Regions from separate parts of the Homo sapiens genome. Here regions 1 and 2 are each linked to region 3. Evidence: chromatin contacts called from ENCODE Hi-C data. All regions are on one chromosome and are shown on one strand. The core of a region is the stretch at or near the end of the contact, and the rest is flanking DNA. Distances in the headings are between cores, read along the strand shown.

The links. A loop is a pair of places that touch in the nucleus more often than their neighbours do. Pooled maps may share reads with other maps.
Region 1: a map with no recorded cell type shows a loop between it and region 3 (6-fold over the local background). The contact joins two enhancer-like sites. A Hi-C loop is called at or near these places in 3 of 37 single-sample maps with no recorded cell type and 3 of 50 pooled maps.
Region 2: a map with no recorded cell type shows a loop between it and region 3 (12-fold over the local background). The contact joins two enhancer-like sites. A Hi-C loop is called at or near these places in 6 of 37 single-sample maps with no recorded cell type and 4 of 50 pooled maps.

What each region holds. Positions count from the first base shown.
Region 1 is chr9:90,828,593-90,832,712 of GRCh38, forward strand. All of the region lies in intron 1 of SYK (spleen associated tyrosine kinase), which reads left to right. Among named protein-coding and RNA genes, the nearest start is that of SYK, 29 kb to the left of the region's middle. RefSeq lists an enhancer at 2,341-2,410. Within about 2 kb of position 1,766, at least 4 of the 41 ENCODE cell types and tissues checked have a DNase peak (open chromatin) inside an H3K27ac peak, as active enhancers do.
Region 2 is chr9:91,512,793-91,516,539 of GRCh38, forward strand. No RefSeq gene overlaps it. Among named protein-coding and RNA genes, the nearest start is that of NFIL3, 91 kb to the left of the region's middle. RefSeq lists an enhancer at 1,958-3,157. Within about 2 kb of position 2,364, at least 3 of the 41 ENCODE cell types and tissues checked have a DNase peak (open chromatin) inside an H3K27ac peak, as active enhancers do.
Region 3 is chr9:91,206,389-91,210,381 of GRCh38, forward strand. No RefSeq gene overlaps it. Among named protein-coding and RNA genes, the nearest start is that of LINC02937, 45 kb to the left of the region's middle. RefSeq lists an enhancer at 2,029-2,088. Within about 2 kb of position 1,828, at least 12 of the 41 ENCODE cell types and tissues checked have a DNase peak (open chromatin) inside an H3K27ac peak, as active enhancers do.

The DNA.
Region 1 (4,120 bases), core at 516-3,015, 380 kb before region 3:
GCATGCAAGGGACATTGCTAAGTGGCAATTTTGGTTGCAACCCAGTGTTCTGTTAATTATTCACAAAAGCTAGCTCTCTTTTTAATTACCAATTGTGTGTGCGTTGCGTGTGCGTCCCTTCCCCCTTCTCTGAGCACACCTGTATGATGAGGCATGTACTTCTTCCTGGTGGAGAAGAACTGCAGAGATGTCTCCCAGGTTGAGCCTGCAGCCTGGCCCGGTCACCAGCACAGCACGGTGACTTGACTGTCCTCCCTGGCTCCCTTCCCCACCCGTGGCAAGTGGCAACTTGCTTTCGCTCACACTGAACGTGGTCAACTTGCCTCCCTGTCACACTGTAGCACTTGAATAGGGCAATATTAGATTATAGCAGAGGTTCTCAGACATTAGAGTGCTTAAAAATCACCTGGGAAGCAGGCCAGGCGCAGAGGCTCACGCCTGTAATCCCAACACTTTGGGATGCCGAGGTGGGCGGATCATGAGGTCAGGAGTTTGACACCAGCCTGGCCAACATAGTGAAACCCTGTCTCTACTAAAAATACAAAAAATTAGCTGGGTGTGGTGGTGTGCGCTGTAGTCCCAGCTACTCAGGAGGCTGAGGCAGGAGAATTGCTTGAACCCAGGAGGCAGACGTTGCAGTGAGTGGAGATCGTGCCATTGCACTCCAGCTGGGGTGACAGAATAAGACTCCGTCTCAAAAAAAAAAAAAAATCACCTAGGAAGCTGTTTAAAATTTACCCTTCTTGTCCGTATGCCCTATTTGCTGGGTCTGAGGTGGGCCCAGAACCCTGCTTTCCAGAAGGGAGCCTGAGGGTGGGGTGCCCTGAAGACCACACTCAGGAAGAACCGGACATGTGAGCTTTCATGAGCCAGAGTCCTGCCAAGAACTAGAATCTGCAGGTGGCTTTGGCCAGTCCCACTTAGAGGCAAGAAGACGTGAGGATAGTAGAGAACCTGGAAATCACGCAGTCCCCAGGATGAAAGTGGAACTCTCGGACCAGATCCTTATTCTCTTACTTTCGTGAGCCATTTCTGCCTACCTGTTGTCAGGGAGGCAGGAGGTTCATTTTTCTCTCACATGGTGCCTGACATAATGACTTGCACGTGATAGATGCTCAACAAGCATATTGAATGAATCAATCAGTTAGATTGTAAATTAAATGCACCAGATGGGCTGGTTGTTTATTTATAACTACACAGTTAACATTTATATTAACATAATGTTAACACCAAAGCGTAATATCTGTTTTCTGTGTTAATTATGGCAAGGTGGGCATAGAGAAGAGATTTCTGAGTGTCTTTTGCAGAGCTTGAAAATGTCTATGTGTTGGTTGAGATAGATCAGCCTTTACTTGATGCACTTTCAATCTTTTAAGTTCTGAAGGCACAGCAAGAGAATTTGGTGTTGAAGGTTTGGATAATGTTTTCAAGTATTTCAATATCCCTCTATTTCTAAACATTAGTAAAAATCATGCCTCATGCTACCATCCTTAGCTTCACTTTGTGTTTCTGAATTGTGTATCTCTATATACTAAGAAGTCCCCCATGTATGCCTGCAAATATGGGAGAGTCAACCGCTCAGCAGAATGTGCACAATGTAAGGCTGTGCCTTGGAGACCAGGCACCCTGTGCAGTGTGATGCACAGGCAGGCCTCAGGATGGCGCCGTGGAGGGCAAGTGATACCTACTGACGAAGCCAGTGGAGTGGATGCAAGGCCAACTCAGGCCCTGCAGCTGGGGTTCTGTTCCTCAGTGTTGAGGCCACAGGTCTGTGTCCACATGTTTTCTTTTGTACAGTGGGATTCTGCCGCACAAGGCAGTGCCCCCAGCCCTTTGCAGATGAGTCAAACATGCTTGTTTGCAGAGCCTGGTGCTGGGTGGGGTGGTCCCATCACATCACCTCTTCCTTGGTCATTTCTCTGTAATTAATCAGCCAGTCCCTGACCAAACCAGCAAGATCAATTCTCCCTCTGGTTGGACTCATTCCTCTTTTTTTTTTTTTTTTTTTTTTGAGATGGAGTCTCGCTCTGTCGCCCAGGCTGGAGTGCAGTGGCATGATTTCTGCTCACTGCAAACTCCGCCTCCCAGGTTCATGCCATTCTCCTGCCTCAGCCTCCCAAGTAGCTGGGACTACAGGCGCCCACCACCACGCCTGGCTAATTTTTTGTATTTTTAGTAGAGACGGGGTTTCACCCTGTTAGCCAGGATGGTCTCAATCTCCTGACCTTGTGATCCACCCGCCTCAGCCTCCCAAAGTGCTGGGATTACAAGCGTGAGCCACCACACCCGGCCTCCTCTTTCTTATGAAAATTAACCCACAGATGAAGTTTCCTTTCACCCAAGTCTTGACAATTTTCTCAGCTTCAAGCTGCAGAGGAAATTCCTAGGCACATCTTAACAGGGCTGCTTTGCATTGAGGGGGCTGTGTGGTTTGAGCGTGATAAGCCTGGATATCTTTCTGCACTATGCTGATTTTTGTTCCCTTAAATGGTATGGATTTGGCAACAATTGTTTGCAGGTGATCTTTTCCCAGAGAACCACTTATTTCCCCCACTGTCTCTGTATGATAGGAGGGCTCTAATGGCCCAGGGATGTGAAAGTGAGACACCTTCAATCGCTAAGGACTGCTGGAAATGTGAACTACAGGAAGTTGAGGGGGCTGGAGGGGAGGAGGCAGCACCTGCCGGAGCCATGCTTCAGTGGGTCTCAAGAAAAGCAGAAGCCTGGAATCTCAGGGCTGAGGCCCCTTGATAACTAGGACAGATGGGTTAATAAAAAGGGATACAGAGACATAGGCTACCTCTTCTGGTTCAATGCCAAGCTAGAAAATCCTGAAATGAACACAGATTTATGAGATAGGAGTAATATATTTAAGAACACAGTCTTACATAGAGATAACTATTTTCCCAAAACATCCAAGGTAAATTTATATATCTTTATGGATGAGGTTGGGTCTTTTCAGGGAAGGTTGGGGAGACGGAAGGGAAATTACTTATTATCAGTCCTCATGATTCATGGATTCCATATCTCCGCATTCATCTATTCATTTAAATCTGTTTGCAACCCCAAAATCAATACTCACAGCACTTTTGCAGTCATTTGTGACGTGCACAAAGCAGTGAAAAATTTAAGTCACCCAACACATACGTTGAGGTCGCACAAGGTGACACTCTGCTTTCTTGTTTTAGCTCTTATAAACACATTTTCTTTTCTCTTGGCCCATTTAGTCCATGGTTTTTGCATTTTTGTGCTTTTCTGGGGTGATTTTGCTATTTAAAAATGGCCCCAAACACAATGCTAAAGTACTTACTGTCTGGTGTCTCTAAGTGCAAGAAGGTTGTGATGTGCTTTACAGAGAAAATACGTGTGTTAGGGAAGCTACTTTCAGGCATGAGTTATTGTGCTGTTGACCATGAGTTCAAGGTTAATGAATCAACAATATATATGAAATAAATATCTTTAAATAGAAATACACATAAAACAAGGTTCTGTATTGATTGATTGACAAAAAAGTTGTAACCAGAGGATCACAAAAACCTAACACCATATTTCCCCAGGAGCAACTGTTCAGGATTTGCAAATTCAGCTTTCATGGTGATTTTATAGAGCATAACTATTGTGAATAACAAGAAGCAACTGTATTTTGTTTCATGCATAAGATGGAAAGAGAACAGAACCAGAAGTATGATATCGATGAAATGGAGAGAGGAGAAAGAAAAGAAAGAAATGACACTATGAAGATTTATTAGTTAAAATGTTACTAGTGATAATAAATTAATCAGAACTTTGGCCTCTGCCTTTGATCCTGGTTCCCATAATCTCTAAGTGCCAGGCTCAGATAATGTGGCCCTTGCAGGGTTTGGGCAGCTAGTCCTCTAACCATTTTCTACAGGTAAACGTGGACATGAAAGAAGCCAGGGTGAGGCAGGCAGCTTCCAGAAGCACACACTGGGCTCAGCTCCTTCCTTCCTAACCTCTATTTTAGCTCCACGTACCTCTTCAATACCAGAAAGTCTTCTTCTGATTCTGCCAGAGCCCAGCTCCTAGAACCTAGCTCATACACTCACCAGCCTTTTTTGTCAACAATTCATTCAAATATTTATTTACTTAAATATCCATT
Region 2 (3,747 bases), core at 1,114-3,613, 310 kb after region 3:
CTTCTTTGGTCATGAATAGAGAAATTCTCACCTCCTGCACTGAAAAGGAAGGGAGGGTTGAGTGCCAGGGTCAGACCTCCCTTGAGAGTGGCAGAGCTCCAAATGAGGTGGATTCCCACCAAGGTGACACTGTTATGTCAAGGTGAGGCCATGGCTGGGAAAGAACGGGACCCAGCATAGAGGATGGGGACATCTGGATTAATGCTTCCTAAAATATCAAATCTCCAGATTCCCCTGAACCTCTGAGCTTGCACACAGGAACCTCGGTCCTGCCTACCCTTTGTTGAAGATGACTTAGGGTCCTCTCCTCCCGATACCTGTGCCTTCCTCAGGATCTGCCTCTACCTCCCTTCCTGGATACCAGACCAGTAAGTAGGTTAAATCACAACACAAACCAGCCTGGAACTGTTGGGCCTGAAAGGGGAGGAAGGCAACTGTACCCTAAAGAAACCAGAGGATCTAGCAGCAGATGCTGCCTGGAGCTATAAGAATGCACCTATATAAGGAATTGGAGGGTGCTTGGTCAAGGGAGCCAGAGCAGAAGGTTGAATAAGAGACGGTTATTTGAGTTAGTTATTTCCCCAATAACTCTCTTTTTATGTCTAATCTCTTGGCATCTGCTTCTTAGAAGACCCAAACTCAACACAGAACTGCGTCAAAGTTCCACTTCTTCCTCTGCCACCCATGCTGGTCCCCTCCCCTTCCATGGTTGTTAATCCCAAGAGCACTCCTCCTAAGTCTTGAAGCTCATCTCCATCCTGGGTCTATTTCCTGGGGAGCCAGCATCGGACGGCTGCACTGCAAAGGCCTTTGTTTCTGTACTGTCTGGACTGTCTCCATCCTGCTTTCTCATTCTTTCCTAAGCTTTCACAGCTTACTTTAAATCTTCTTCTGTTATATTATTGTCTCTTCTTTGATGTCTTACAGATCTCCTCTGAGTTCTTACTTCACTGTGATTATGCTTCCTTTGATTTCCGTGAGTTCATGGAGAAATGTTAATTCACATTTTCTTTTACTTCTGATGTATATTATTCCTCTGTCTTTGTTTGTTGTCATTGTTCTCTTTTTGGGGAATTATTGTTCATGTTAATGAGGATTTGCTAAGAGCTGTGTGGGGAAGGGACAGATTGAGGTGGGGCGGTCTCCTGAACTCAGGGGTTCTGGAAGGACTTTCTCATGGATGCAGTGTCCTCTGTGCAAGGACCCAGTGTCTGCTCACTAATCTCAATGGGCCATTCCAAGGAAAGCAGGCCCATGTGGTTTGTAGCAAAGCCTGGATGTTCGAGTATATTTGGGGTAATAGAGCAGCTCATACTAAGCTGACTGCCACATGCTTTGCAGAAATTCTAGGCATCTTGATGATCTCCCCCCCGCCTGGCTCATCCAAAATGCCAGGTGTGGACACCCTAGCCAGGACCCTTGATTGCACCCCTTAGGGCTGTGCTACCCTTTTATGGGAAACTGTCAGCTGGAAATGACCTGTGGGGTTGCATATGCTTCTTGGTGTTATGTCCCAGTGTGATCCAAAATGTATTGTCTTTTGCAGTTATTATTTTTAACCTATGGTTTTGCATGTATTTTCAAGGAAATTGGTTTCTTCTCTATTGCTCATTCTTTTTGTCATTTTCAGTTGGCCATTGGGGAAGGAAGTGAATCTGGATTAGAATTCTAAAATAATTTTTTTTTTCTTTGAGACAGGATCTCACTCTGTCACCCAGGCTAGAGTGCAGTGGTGCATTCTTGGCTCACTGCAACCTCTGCATCCAGGGCTCAAGCAATCCTCCAACCTCAGTCTCCAAAGTAGCTGGAACCAAAAGTGTGCACCACCATGCTGGGCTAATTTTTTTTTTTTTTTTGTATTTTTGGTAGAGACAAGTTTTCGCCACATTGTCCAAGCTGGTCTTGAACTCCTGAGCTCAAGTGATCCACTCGCCTCGGCCTCCCAAAGTGCTGGAATTACAGGTATGAGCCACCGTGCCCAGCCTACATCTTATTCTTTTAAAAAAATCCAATTTAACACCTTAACCACATAGCTGTATATTTAAAATATGTTAATTAGTAAGATATTAGCAACCCAAATCACAAGAGATACAGAATAAAGAGAAAGGTACTGAAAGCATGAAAAAAAGGTACTTAAAGCATTTAAACACAGACATCATTTTTTAAATCATGAGTTAGAAAATTAGATATGAAAAAGAAAAAAAGGTTAGTTTGGGATTGCTTCAGAGACACAAAACTAGTTAAAAACACACTGGTCCCAGCTATGTTCATAGTGTTCTCCATTGCTCATAAAAACTGCCTTCAAGAAGTGGTGATGATGTAGTTCTGGGGGAGAAGCAGCCGATGCAATGGTAAGCAGACTCCCCCACGTATGAAGTCATCTGCATTGCGTGGCTGGATGAACATCTGCCACATAAACTCTGCGTTGGTTGCAGTGTGCCACAAAAACATTCTTTGTTTCTCTCTGACCCCAGCTCTCATTTTGTGAGGTGAAGATTGGTTGACATAATGAGAACTTTCTGAAGTCATTTCACTGAGGACATTTAATACAACTTCTTTGCAAGCGATGTCATAGACTTCAGTGTCTTTGTCTGGCATGTGCTGTTGCTGCAACATGATTCACAGTGGATGGCGGGGGAGGAGCTGCAGGCGGCAGAGAGTAATCAAGCACTCATTTACGCGCCTCCTTCCTTTCGTCTTATCAAGCAGCTAAATGCCAGCTCAGAATCAGCCCACGCCACAGTCGTTTTCTGGACTTTCACTATTAAAATGTCCACTTACATAGGAAGAAAAAAGACAGTGACTCAAATCAGACTCAATGCCTGGTTTATAAATTAAGAAACAGCTATTTTGGCCCCCCAAAAGAAAACTACTTCTCTTTTCTCTTTTTTCAGAAATGCAAACTATGAGTTTTATGAAAACTACAATTTCATTTTATGAAAGGGTAGTCAATTCCATTACGTCTTTCAAACCCATTGGCAAAACGTGTAAAAAGAATTGGGGTTAAAGTGGGAAAAATCTTACCCAGTTCTGGATTTTAAAGCAATCACAAATTAGTACAATGTGAACTAAAGAAGAGCCCAAAGCTTTTGGTTCTAAGGAATTAGAGAATCTTTCTGTTTCCACTAAAGTGAAAGCATGTTCCAATGATGAACCTCCAGCTGCATAGGTGACAGTCTTTCCTTATTCAATCCCTGAATTTACCTTACATAGTAGGTGGACGGCCACCCAAAGATATCAGGTCCTAGTCCCTGGAACCAGTAAATGTTACCTTATAAAGAAAAAGGGTCTTGGCAGATGTGGTTAAGAATCTTGACATGAGGAGGTTATCCTGGATTATCTGGATGGGCTGTAAATGCCATCACAAGTGTCGGTAAAAGACGGGGAGATGACACACGCAGAAGAGAAGGCCATGTGAAGACAGAGGTGGAGACTGCAGTGATCTGGCCACAAGCAAAGGAATGCAAGCAGCACTGCAAATTGGCAGGGAAACCTTGATTTCAGCCTACTGAAACTGATACTGAACTTCTGACCTCCTGAACTGTGAGAGAATACATTTCTGTTTTTTTTTGTTTTTTTTTTTTGAAATGGAGCTTCACTCTGTCACCCAGGCTGGAGTGCAGTGGCGCAATCTCAGCTCACTGCAACCTCTGCCTCCCCAGTTCAAGTGATTCTCCTGCCTCAGCCTCCTGAGTAGCTGGGATTACAGATGCCCGCCACCATGCTGGGCTAATTTTTGTATTTTTA
Region 3 (3,993 bases), core at 578-3,077:
CAACAATTATATGAACATCTGTTCAACATCATTAGGGAATTGCAAATCAAAATCACAATTACAATAAGATACCAGTTCACACTCACTAGATTGGCTATAATCAAAAAGATCAATAACAAATATTGATGAAGATGTGGAAAAATTAGAACCCTATTCATTGCTGGTGGGATTACAAAATGGTACAGCTTGTTGGTTTTGTAGTTTTTCAAAAAGTTAAACATAAAGTTGTCATATGATCCAGTAATTCCATCTGTAGGTATGCCCAAGAGAAATAACATGTACCCACACAAATACTTGTACACACATGTTCATAACAGCATTATTTGTAACAGCCAAAGTGGAAACAATACAAGTATTCATCAATTGATGAGTAGATAACAAAATATGACATATACATACAATGAAGTATTTTCAGTGATAAAAAGGAAAGAAGTACTGAGACACACTACACTGTGGACAAATCTTGAAAATTTTTATGCTAAATGAAAAAAAAACAGATACAAAAGTCTACATATTATATAATTCCATTCATATGAATGTCTCAAATAGGCAAATCCATAGAGACAGAAAGTAGATTAGTGGTTGCCAGGGGCTTGGGGGTGGAGGGAATGGGCAAGGGAGTGACTACTCATGAGTACTAGGCTTGTTGGGAGGCAATGAAAATATTCTGAATTAGCTAGTGGTCATGGCTGTACAACTCTGAATATACTAAAAAACCACTGAATTGTACAATTTAAAGAGTGGCTTTTATGGTATGTGAATTATATCTAGAAAAATAAAATCGCCAAGTTCTATTTTTCCTCAACATTGATTCTAGAGTTCCAAACCCAGAATCCTGATGAGAGGTTATGGAATGGAGTCCAAGAATACAATACCTCTTACAGGTACCAGCAGTTTTGGGAATCCCTGCCCTTGGGTGGGTCTGAGGAATAGACAAGATGAGGTCCCGCTCACAGACATGGCCCCCACTCCACCTCTGCTGCAGGTGACAGAGCACGAGAGGTAGGGCTGGACCAGGGCCGAGATTCGGCTCTTTTCTCTGGTACCATAGCCCCTACGCTGCTCATCACGTTTACATTTGAAGACTAGTTTATCCCCGGGGGAAACTCAAAACAATTTTAAATGTTAGGTATGTCAAGTTTTTCAGGACAGTCAACATATATCTTCCTATCTACACATGCAAGCATTTTTAATACGCATGAAGCACATGTGGGCGTACATAAGCTGCAAGTCTAGGGAAGCAAAGCAAGCACCGAGGGCTTGGAGTTTTGAGGTTACCGAGCCATTCTGAGCCTGGACTAATGAGATCACACCACAACTGAACTCAGAAGTACCAGGGCCATGGATAGTCTAGGATAAACACTCTCTCTGAGTCCTCTCAGAAGAGTGGTTTAGCAATCTCGACTCATACCATGCCTTCCCACAAAGACCAGAGGAAAAGAAAGGAGCTTTTCAGTGTTATTTGCAAGCCAATACTGGTGTTAGGCAAGCATATAACAGAGCCACCGTAGGTATTAAGAACAAATACTCCAATCACATCTTCCAATAATTAGAGTTTCCTTCCACCAAGATGAATGTGAGCTGTCATTTCCTAGCTCTTATGGCGTGTGACACATTTCTTGTACTTACATTTTTAAATAACTCAAATTACAGTCACTCTTACACAAGTTCTAGGCGTCATAAAAAGCATGTTTCAGGAAAGTGTTAATAGACAACTCAAAAGAAATGTTACTCAATGCAGCCGAGGCTATTAGGAGCTCGAACTTCTCTCTCTTGCCAAACAGTTCTTCACTTTCTGTAAACTGCACAAAGGTTTCATTCAACACAGTTTGAAGGCTGAAAGTGAAAGTGACTCAGACTATTTTTGGAAAGGTCAAGAAAGTGCACCTGCCAATTTTCAAATTTCTCTGAAACCTTTTCCTGCAAACATCACCACTAAAGCTACGTAGTCCCTGAGCTGCAACTTGATGATGTGGTGATTTTACTATTTCTCTTGGGAGGTTCAGGTACACACTGTGCCGTGGGTTCATGGGAGACTTTGTTCAGACAGCATTTTACACGACAGTCTGTTTAAATGCTTTAGGGGACCAAAACATCTAAAGGTACCTTGGCAGCAAGATGGGGGAATGAACTGAAGCCTAGGAAGGAAGCCTGGCCTGCCCTTGGCCTGACCACAGCCACCGCAGGGCTAGAGTCCTCCAGTATCTCCTGAGGTGGGGAGCAGGTGGGCCGCTCCATGAAAACCAACTAGATGATGGGAAAATGGACAGCTTTGCTCAGGGCAATCTTCCCACCCTGGCCCCCAAAATTGGTACTATAAACATGGCACTCAAACATGAGAATGATTTCTTAAAATGTTAGAGGAACTAAAACTCCTTAAATTGTAGATTACCTCAAGGGCCAATATAGTTAACCAGACACACCTTAGGCAGATACCTGTTTTCTCTGTCTCTCAAGGCCCAACTCACTAGTGACCAGTATTTGTAAGGAGACCCATCTTTCTCATCTGCTAAATCCATGCCAGTGTTAGAGGCCTGCACCAGTCAGAGTCTGCGCCAGTGCTGGAGGCCTGCAGTCTGCTTTCACTTCACAAAAACCGTCTAAGTTGGAAGAACTGTCCTCTGGTGCCTCTTAACTTCCCGCAGCAATGGCCCTGCCCATGCCTGCCCACTTTCTGCTCTAACACTCCAGAGGCAGTGGGCAGCTTTTGGACCTAGGAGGGTGTAAGTAACTTCCCTGCATAGACTTTAGTCAACATCTCTTGTCTCTGGACAAGCGCAGAGCAACAAGCAGAAGTGGGGAGGTGGGGAGGAGCCCTGCATGGTTTCCCCTCGCCCTGGAAGCCTCTGAAGACCTGTTTCATATTGCAGTTCTACTGGAGGCAGCTACCATGTTTCCCTAGACTTCTCTTTTCCTGAGTGAAGAGCCCAGGTTCTTGTACATGCCTCCAAACCAGCCATGGTTGCGAGACCCACCTTCCCGTCTTCTGAAATATGAAACAAATAAAACACGACCACCACATAAAGCACTTTTATACAGATCACATCCAATGTGACTGGGTCTTCAAAACCATCCTGAACTACTGGATTCTTCTACAAATGAAGAAATGGGCTCAGGGACATGAGGCACTTTGTCCACGGTCTCATCGCTGACTTCGGTGGAGCTGAAACTTGGCCAAAGAGCTCCTGTGTGCTTTACAGAAAACTACAGAGTGAATCTATGACCACCTGAAATTGCAATGCTGAGTACTGAATACAACAATCCAGATGAGTCTGACCAGGGCCAAATAGAGCAACACACCTGTCACCCTTCCCAAAAGCTGTCTGGGACACTCTTGACCCACAGGGAGCACATCTTGCCCCCTTTTTGTTTTTTATTTTATTTTAGAGATGGAGTCTTGCTCTGTCGCCCAGGCTGGAATGCGGTGGCGCGATCTCGGCTCACTGCAAGCTCCACCTCCTGGGTTCACGCCATTCTCCTGCCTCAGCCTCCCGAGTAGCTGGGACTACAGGGGCCCGCCACCATGCCCGGCTAATTTTTGTATTTTTAGTAGAGGCGGGGTTTCACCATGTTAGCCAGGATGGTCTCGATCTCCTGACCTCGTGATCTGCCCACCTCGGCCTCCCAAAGTGCTGGGATTACAGGCCATCTTGCCCCCTTTTTGACAAGCATTGCTATCAAACCATGAGTCTTCACACTTATACTCCAGTTGCTGGTTTTAGGGGGAACTGAGTTGTGAGGACATACACCAATCACTACTAGCATCTTGACAGATCCAAGCATCATTCACATCTACCAAGACTGGCTCCGTGCCCTTGATGGTATAGCCGTTAAACATTGGAACCCAGAACACAGAATGCCCAGCATGAATCCTGCTGCCTCAGTTTCTTAAACTATAAATCAGCAAACCCATTTCATAAGATTTTGGTATTAGGTGTGAAAACGCACAGTGTCTGATAGAGGAGGCGCTGAGTGGGCATTAGCTCTAATTGT